Linked DNA regions of Homo sapiens: region 2 is linked to region 1. The links are chromatin loops, found by intact Hi-C in ENCODE. Cell type or tissue: GM12878. All regions are shown on one strand.

Region 1 (5,000 bases):
TTTCAGCCTATCTCTGAGTTCCTCTTAAAGGGCAAGTTTCCATAAATTTGAACCCCAGAGAAAATTCATAAGACTTTTTTAAAAGATACAATTTTTATTTCAATAGGTTTTAAGCAATCCAGTAAAAGAGCTAAGTGGCCAAAGTAGTGGGACACCAATTTAATTTGTAACGTGCTCCATATTTGAGGGAAACACTATTCTTTTGACCTTTCATGGTCTAAATCAGACAATAATTCTCCTTCCTTCATAAATAGCCATTTGTCAGCAAAATAAAGATGCAAAAAATGATTGCATGTTTCCTCCCCATGTCTTACCTTCCCTTATTCCTGGTGGAGAGGGGATCCTTGATGAGAGATAGTGAAGAGAAAGATACTAATAGAGTAGATCAACTCATCAAGGTTAAGCAATGAGAACATATCAAGAGCAAGTTTTATTTCTCTTGTAGCTGCTCCTCTCTGAAGACTCTGAATGACTAAAGACTACTCTGACAGACAGCCACAGATGGAAGCATATGGCCATCTCTAAGATGAAGCCTGGGCATCAGAGTTGGAAGGAGAGTGCACAGAAATGTAAAAAGAGGTGGAAAATACGAAAGGGGCAGACAAAAGGTGGGAAACAGCAACAGAAGGGACTGTCTGATATGCAGCAGTGGCAGATTCTTTAAAAAGTTTATGGCTTGGGAGGCCAAGGTGGGCAGATCATGAGGTCAAGAGATCAAGACCATCCTGGCCAACATGGTGAAACCTTGTCTCTACTAAAAATACAAAAACTAGCTGGGCGTGGTGGTGCGTGCCTGTAGCCCCAGCTACTCAGGAGGCTGAGGCAGGAGAATCACTTGAACCCAGTAGGCAGAGGTTGCAGTGAGCCGAGATTGCACCACTGCACTCCAGCCTGGTGACAGAGTGAGACTCCACCACAAAAAAAAAAAAAAAAAAAAAAGTTTATGGCAACTTTACAGGAAAAGTTAACACACACGCACGTATTGCACCATTCTTCAGATTCTAAGTATGCTATCAACTTGTTGGAAATATGATTCTCTTCTTTCATTTAAGCACCTGTACCTGTTTGCTCCTCTAGATATTACAGACATAACTGAGGGGGTTATACAAGGAACCAGCATGCTAGGTTCCGTGAGGCCTGAAGTTGATTTTGAAGGTACAACTTTGAATGGGTTCTGTCTGGCTGTCTGTGGACGCCTCTTTTCTTAGAAGCAGCCCAATACCCTCGATATCACCCCGACCTATTAGCCATAGGCAAGGCCACAGCAAGCTCTTAAATCTCCCTCTCTAGCACCCCCTTACACTGTCCTCTTTCTCTTCCCTCAATCACTCAAATCTCCTACTTCAGTCTTGTCTGACCCAAGTATTTATTCTTTTGTTTGGATCGGATCAAGCTTCATTGCTGGGCCCTTTGGATTTGATGCCTGGGAACATCCTTTGGTTCTCCAGCCATTACTTTGGTTTCTTAACTCAATTCTCCTTTCTTCTACCCTCAGCTGAGGGCCAGCTCCACACTCAGGAACCCCAGCCTGGGCAGAATTCAAGGACTTTTTTGATAAGAAGACAAGTACAGACACACTCCTGAAGATTATACATTTCTTTTTTTTTTTTTTTTTTTTTTGAGACGGAGTTTCACTCTGTCGCCCAGGCTGGAGTGCAGTGGCGCGATCTCGACTCACTGCAAGCTCCGCCTCCCGGGTTCACGCCATTCTCCTGCCTCAGCCTCCCGTGTAGCTGGGACTACAGGCGCGCGCCACCATGCCCGGCTAATTTTTGTATTTTTAGTAGAGACGGGGTTTCACCGTGTTAGCCAGAATGGTCTTGATCTCCTGACCTCGTGATCCGCCCGTCTCGGCCTCCCAAAGTGCTGGGATTACAGGCGTGAGCCACCGTGCCCGGCCTATACATTTCTTTATGTCTACATCTCCTGGGATAATATTTTGAGTAAAGGAAAGAAAGAAAGAAAAATGTAGCCAACTACTTATCCCTCCCGCTATCAGCCATGCACAGCATAGATGAAGTAGGTGAGTAGATTACTAGACTGATCTCTTTCCCCTGCTCCCCACATTATTAACTTTTGGGAGTCATTCTTCTGAACAGTCACAGACTCTGTCAAAGACGATGTCTAAACAGCAGTGAATTAACAAGTTGGAAAACGTACCCATCAGATGAAGCCTTGTCTTTGTCTTGCCAGATCAACCAGTTTATTGTTTTTCACTAAGTTAACTGGGATGGCTGCTTTTGACAATAAGAAGGCACAGCTTGAAAGTGACTTGGCTTTGTTCAGTGAAATGATGAGTTTATTTGAAAACAAGAAAAAGCAGCATAGATTTGAACCCTATCCTCCCCTAAAAGTAGCTCCGTATGCCTTATGTAGGAATGGGTACAATCTTGGTGTTCAGAGAGAATGTGGTGAGTTTTTTCAGGCGATATAAGAAAACTATAATAACTTGTGACAGGGCAGAGATCGTCACAGAAAGATATCCTTAATTAGCCCCAATCTAATGCTGAGTCATTCGAGGGCATCAATTACTCATAATAGGAAGAAGTCCAAGAATCGTAACCAATCATCAATCAACATTTGCTGAGAATTTTCTCTGTAATCAGAACAATAATAGGAGTGCCTATGAGAAAGGAAAGACTCAAACCCTGACCTCAAATGGCCTGCAATTACTTGAGCCAAGACAGGCAACATAAAATATAAGGGAGGAATACAGGATTATATAGACCTCATAGGATGTAAGCTCCATTCTTCAGTAGAAATCTGGCTTTATGTGTAGGGCTATTCACAGGACTAACCTCTCACAGATGGCACGTTATAAGAATTCTCAGCTGTGGAAAACAGAGGTGGCTTCCATTTGTTTTCAGTTCTGTTACCTAGGTCTCTACTCTCATTTACACTTCCTTTATTTCTATGCCCACTACCGAAATCTTATCTGTGTGACACATGGGTCACACAATTAAAACTGCCACTATACTACATCTCCAGACTGCTCTGCACTTGAGAATTTCACGTATAATTTCATGTGCTGAAGAAATCATTAATGTTCCTAATGCATAAATGAAGAAATTGAAGCTCAAAGACTTTGTTTATTGTTTTCAAGACTGGCTGAGCAGTACAGTCACTTAGGAAGCTTTTTTTAAAAAAAATAATTTAATTAAATTAAAAAATTCTTGCCCACCTCAAAAGCACAGTAGATTAATTTGTTATAAATTACTAATTTGAGGGGAAAACTGGTTTGTCATAAGACACACAGCCTTAATATGGCAAAACCAAGAATCAGATCTCTAGTTCCTGTCTCCAAACTCAGCCAAACCATTCTACATCCTACAGTCAGACATTGCTTCACAAAGGACATTCATCTATATCTTATGTGATCCATGTTGTGTCACATGTGAAGGCTAGTCAAGGTACACTCTGGTGGGATTGCTGTGTGAGTATTTAAAAGTCTGTGCATGTGAGTTTTACCACACTCAGAATTAGAAGGTAAAAGCCCAGATTTTCAAGGAACTGAAAGGAATAAGACTTATTATCAGTTTGTCAATATTTTATGTAAAAGAGATGATGGAGAAAGAATTTCACAAGCTACCAATGAAAAAAGTTTTTTAAGAAATCTTTGAAAAACAAGGTTGTTGATGAACTGGAATTTCACTTTTAGTTCTCTCAAACCCCTATCTCATCAATTTGGGGTCCAAATTGGCATGGGGATGACGATGCCAATCAGGGGCATTATATATTCTCATGCCCTATGCAAGAGCACAAGAATATGGGAGAAATTAAACCTATTATCCTTAAACCTTATAGCCATTTCCTGATTCTGCCACTCAGAGATGTCTTTTTTTTTTTTTAACTAACATTAAGAATTAACATTAAGATGCACTATAAGTCAGAGCAGGACCTCCAAACGTTAATAATTGTGAATCATCTGGAAATCTTGTTAAGATAGATCCAGATCTGATTCAGTAGGTCTGGGGCCCTGAGAGTCTGCATTTCTGACCTGCTCCTAGGTGAGGCTGAGGCTGCTGTAGACCCAGCCAGACTTCGACTGCAAGTTGCTAAAATAAACCATGGTACCATCTGAGATGAGAAATGGCCCCTCTTACATAATTAACTAAGGTAACACATTGACAGCAACCAGAGGCTACCAATCAGAACAAACATTTAAGCAGTTATTGTGAAAAAAAAATCTTTACATGTGATTTATTTAAAATGTGTGGTCAGCTGAAGGTATTTCTGTGTTCCAGACTGACTGAGAGGGCTCTAGGGGCTAAAAAGTTTGAGGCAGTTTTCCTGGAACTACACACCTGGGAGAAATAATCAGATTGAACACCAACTGACACCCATGCCTCAGCATTCTCTTTTCGCTAGATCCATACCGTAAGTTATTACAGCAGGATTAATGTTGGGCAATAATAAGAAACCTCTGGAGAACGGTGAAATAAGGGGAACCAAGGACCAGTATGGAATTGGGACATAAGATTTCCTCTGAGAGTTAAGCTCTAAGGGAACTGAAACACAGATGTGCAAAGTTACCTTAAGACAGAAAGCCTCCTAAACCAATAACATTTGACTCTAATCTAAATGGGAAAATTATCCCACCTAAAGAAAACAGAGACCTCAAAAAGACTAATCGCAGAGACTAATTTTGACACTGTACAACTAAGAGAGAGAGAGTCCTGATTCAAGAACGTGAGGAGATTCACCTACATAGACAACATCTGATTTCACCATAGTGGAAATGTCAGACATTTAGTACCTAATGCCACAAAACAGGGGCTGGCAAACTACTGTCCATGGGCCAAATCTGGCTGAATCCCATTCTTTTAAATAAAGTTTTATTGGTACCACAGGTGCATCCATTTGTTTACACATCATCTATGGCTGCTTTTGCACTACACTATCAGAGTTGAGTAGTCTTGACAAAGGTTATATGGCCCACAAAGCCTGAAATATTTACTGCCCAGCCCTTTACAGAAGAAGTTTGCCAACGCTTGCCATAA
Region 2 (5,000 bases), 160 kb after region 1:
ACCTCTTGGACTGCCAACCTGAGGACACATCACACTGTTGGAGGAGATTGAGTCTCAGTAATGCATATTTGAGAAAAACTTGTTATGACTTCATCATCCTAAAGTTGAACAAAGACAGGGCTTCTAATAAAGAGAAATGTCCTATATCACCAAGACAGATTCAGAGATAAAAATGAGATGTAGAGGAATTCTTTCCTTGTAAGTTTTAGGAAAAAAAATCTGAAAGGAAGTAAGGCTTCAATGAGAACAAATGCAAAGGAACAGGAACTGTGAGTGGGACCAATGTTCAGGCAAATATTTTATAACATTGTAAGCAGTAAAATACCCAGTACATAGTAAACCTCACAAAATAGCAGATACAATTACCTGTGCACAAATTTTAGCTCACCAACTAAATTAAGAGGTCATTCTAAAAATTGCTATTAATATTCTCCCTTCAAAGTACATAGTATATTACCTTGTCTTTAGAGACTGCTCAACAAATGTCTGTTGAATAAATGAAGATAGTTAATAAGTCCATTTTATCCTTCCTAAATGCCACCTTCATTGGTAATAATACTTTTCTTTCCTTCTCTCTCTAGCCTTTTCAACTATAAATAGGAAAGAACAGGCTATGACTAACCACAAACTAGATTATTTCTCCCTATGAAATGAGTTCATTTGGACTCACAGACTGTTACAAGTAGAAGGAATTTTAGAAATCATGAAATCTAGGAGTTTTTAGGTCGTGCTCCATTATTCGACGTTGGGGTGGGGAAGGACCTATACTCAACTTTAATAAGTAACTCAGCTCTTATCTGTTTTATATATTGGTCTTTCTAGTAAAATTTTATTTGCTCAAAGCTTGTGAAGCTGAGCAAAATCTAAAAATGATCGAATCTGAAACTCTCACTTCATAAAGAGATAGCAGCTAAGAGAGATGCATAGCTGTAACTAAAAAAGTTTTTCTGTATAAAAAACAGTATTTATTCCTAGCACATCAAGCAGCCCCTAATTTGGGATATGTTTTTTCAAGTCAATTTTATGTAGACTTGCCAGATAAAACACCAGATGTCCAATTAAATTTGAATTTCAGATAAACAACAAAAAATGTTTCATATAGGTATGTCTCAAATACAGCTGCACTTATCCCACTGTCCAAACACCTGGGTCCATAAACACTCCATCTTAGAAGCTGTTGTAGCATCTATGCTTTCAGTGTATTGCTATCAAGAGACTATTTCTCACTCTCAGTTTGAACTGTAAAAACTCAGCCCATAAATCATACTCTCAGGTGTGCTATCATGGACTGACTCAGGATCAAACAGCCATTACCACAATAATCCTGACCACACGTTAGGGCAAAATGAGTGATTTCCTTTTGAAATTGGAAGGTATAACTGATCAGTGTTACCTTAAATATAATACTCTGCACATGTTCACAATTTAGTGGATCAGGTGGATGTGCGCTGATGTGAATGTATGTCTGTTTAAGGAAGTTGTAACATTTGTGCTGTTAACTTTTGGTGCCAACTGGACAATCAAACTTTAAATCATCCATTGCTTTCTTGTCATAGGCATCAAAATACTTTCCTTTCCAAGTAAACTATCTCTTCACTTCCAATTCCATTCAATAATGGGCTTCATTACAAATTCCATTTGCCAAGCATAGTGCTGGACATAAAGGTCTCCCTCCTTAATGTGCACTCATTCAGAAAAGGAGTCAAATGTGAAATATACAAATATAGTGTAATGTGCTATTCTGTGCAGGAGACGCGTGAAGAGAAAAGAAAAGGCACACACACAATACCTTTGAGGGTAAACAACCTTTATCCCACATAAATGGCAATGCAGATACAATAAGCAAATGATATAATAAGCAAATTGATATAATAAGCTAATTGCAATGGGAAAGGGAGAAGGGAAAACATATAGATACACATTCACCAGACTATGGAGGAATCATCACCAGACTGGGAAGCAACAGCCTGGGCTCCAGAGTCAGCCACCCATCCATGCACAGACGAGGAGAGGTCTCATGAAGATTCAGCATGGTCTGGGACCCTAGCTCTTTTTGTAATGAGTTGTTTGGCATGAGGCCCAGTCATGAGGGCCCTTCACGACTTGGCTCAAGGAGCACAAAAAGGTCAACTTGTTTTTGCGATTGTTTGTTGTTTTTCGATAACTAACATATAGGAATAGATTGAAATAGAGATTTCTCTGAAACAGTGCTGAATGAATGCCTCAAGGGGCTCACACAACCTGTTCCAGGACTTGGTGACTACTGTTTGTGTCCACGTTCAATTGAGTTCAAATTTAATATTTAACTTTTCCTCCACATGTGCTGAGTGCTATAATGGGGTAAATAAGAACCACTATGAGCACAGAAAAGGCATGTGAGACAGAAGTAAAGTGGGAGTTAAACAAAGATGAAAGAAGAAAGTGGATCTACAGGGACCGTACAGAATGATCAAAGGCTCAGAATCATGAAATGCCATAGCGTGCTCAAGAAACTATGAATAGGTTGATGTTGCTCAAATGTAAAGTTCAAGAGGAAGAAGAAAACGACAACTAAGCTAAAAATCTAGAGTAACTTTACAACATAAAACACTAAATCACTAGAAAAGCTTTAGCCAGGAAAGTGAAATGGTTCTTTTCTTTATTAAATTACCCAGTCTCAGATATTCCCTTATGGCAATGCAAATGCACTAAGATAGTTTGGATATAAAAATTTGAGACATGGCCAGAAGCGGTGGCTCATGCCTGTAATCCCAGCATTTTGGGAGGCCGAGGTAGGTGGATGACTTGAGGTCAGGAGTTCAAGGCCAGCCTGGCCAACCCTGTCTCTACTAAGAATACAGAAATTAGCTGGACATGGTGGCACACGCTTATAATCCCAGCTACTGGGGAGGCTGAGGTGGGACGATCGCTTGAACTCGGTAGGCAGAAGTTGCAGTAAGCCGAGATCGCACCACTGCACTCCAGCCTAGGTGACGAAGAGTTGAAGAGTGAGACTCCATTTCAAAAAAAAAAAATTGAGACATGAGTTTTGGATAAAGCTGCCTGGAAGCAGTATGGAAAAGGATGGAGGTTGGAGTAAAGGAAAGAGGGTGTGGTCTGGTCTTGCTCACCCTTGTATCCCCAGCCCTAGCACACTGAGTGGCACAGTGTAGGCACTCAATAAATAGTTGTCAAAAATACAGAATGAGAAACATAATGTACAGGAAGAAAAGACACTTTAATGAGTTTATTTGCAGATACGGTGAATTAGAAGTAACTGCAAAAATCCAGGGAGAGAACGCTGGAAAATTTGGAAGATTAGGTTTGTGCTATGGTTTGGATATTTGACTTCTCCAAACTTCATGTTGAAATTTGATCCCCAATGTTGGAGGAGAGGCCATTAATGGGAGGTGTTTGGGTCATGGGCAGATCCCTCAATAATGTCTTGCAGCCTGTCCTCACAGTAATGAGTGAGTTCTAGTGCTAGCTCTATTAGTTCCTGCCAGAGCTGGTTGTTAAAAAGAGTCTGGCACCTCCCCACTCTCTCTCTCGCTTCCTTTTTCACCATGTTATCTCTGCACACAGAAGCTCCCCTTCACCTTCTGCCTTGGTTGGAAGCAGCCTGAAGCCCTTACCAGAAGTAGATGCAGGTACTATGCTTCTTGTACAGCCTGAAGAACCATAAGCCAAGTAAAGCTCTTTCCTTTATAAATGACCCAGTCTCAGATATTCCTCTACAGCAACATAAACAGACTAAGACAGTTTAGAAATAAAAATCTGAAAGTTATCCAGCACATAGTTAAATGCATAAAAGTAAGAAGTGTGTCAGAAACAGACCCCAGTGAAATTCAACATTTAATGAGATTTACTTCCTTCTACTTCTCAGTCAATCACTTTTGCCTTACCTAAGTAGACCATCACTGTCCCCCATGCTGCTTACAGGACTGGCATATGACACGGCCCCAGGGGACATATTTCTATGTTTTGCTCCAGGGAAGGCCAACCTTTTGTCTTTATGACCTTCCAAGGCAGAATCACGTGCCTATAACATATTGCAAGTAAAGGCAAAAACTGCAATTACTTTTGCACCAACCTAATATTTTCCCCCATTTGCCAATTCAGTTCTCTCCAGTTCTTTAAACAGCCTGTGAGCTCATGGAAATCCTCTTCCATGAAATTCTCCTGCTGTGAACCACAGAATGGCAACATTCCTGAATATCCTCACCATCAAATAACAAATTACCAACCTGCTTTTCAAAATGTGAAACTCTTACCCTTTCTCAGTTCTTTTTCCAATTAGATACCTTTGTTTGTTGTTTACCCTTTAGATCAAATTTGGCCTGTCATAATGCAAACACCTTGTTGTCTGTTGCTATTTCATTTATTGTTTCTAGTGATGTATTTGCTCTGACCTGGTGCCTACCCTGAAGAAATCACAGCCTGCGTCAAGTAGAACAACAGACAGCCTGGATTTTCTAGCACAATTCTGTTGAAAATATTCACCCCATAATCAGGTGTTATGTCAAACTGTGCCTTTGGCTCAGGAAATGTTGTTAGGGCATGAACACTTGGCAGATTGCCTGGTATTGACAATTTAGGCACTTAATACATGCTTTTTAGAAATAACAACAAAGAAGCTTAAACTTCTAAAGTCTTAGCTTTGTCTAAAGCCCACAGGGCTTCTTTAGAAAGGATAATGTCTAAAGTCAACATTATAAATATATTTATGGTCTATATGCCAATATAGTAACTTCTCAGTGATGGATCAGTTAGGAATAAAATTTATCTGAGAACAATAGGAAGCCTGATCAACAGTTGCTTTTCCCCTCATAGCAAGTGCAAACATAGGCAGTCCCCCGTCAGCATAGCAACTGCTCAGAGTTGCCATAAAAGAGGGACCCAGGCTGCTCTCACCTGTCCATTCTGCCCTTCTTTGTTACACTGGCTTTTGTCCTCACACTTGTCATCCCATGGACAGTGGTGGCTGCTCCACTTCTAAGTTTCATGTCTCCGGGAAGATA

What was found. Peaks named below come from ENCODE experiments on the same cell type or tissue, not always from the same donor. Only the 100,000 strongest peaks of a DNase experiment are listed, where the experiment ranks them.
Region 2: a loop joins it to region 1, with 3 times the contacts of the local background. A loop is called at or near these places in 13 of 110 quality-filtered maps.

What each region holds. Positions count from the first base shown.
Region 1 is chr10:89,957,491-89,962,490 of GRCh38, reverse strand. No RefSeq gene overlaps it. Among named protein-coding and RNA genes, the nearest start is that of LINC01375, 2.6 kb to the right of the region's middle. In GM12878, no CTCF peak of the experiment used is centred here; DNase peaks (open chromatin) are centred at 2,600 and 2,710; H3K27ac peaks cover 269 bases.
Region 2 is chr10:89,794,566-89,799,565 of GRCh38, reverse strand. No RefSeq gene overlaps it. Among named protein-coding and RNA genes, the nearest start is that of LINC00865, 32 kb to the left of the region's middle. In GM12878, no CTCF peak of the experiment used is centred here; no DNase peak of the experiment used is centred here.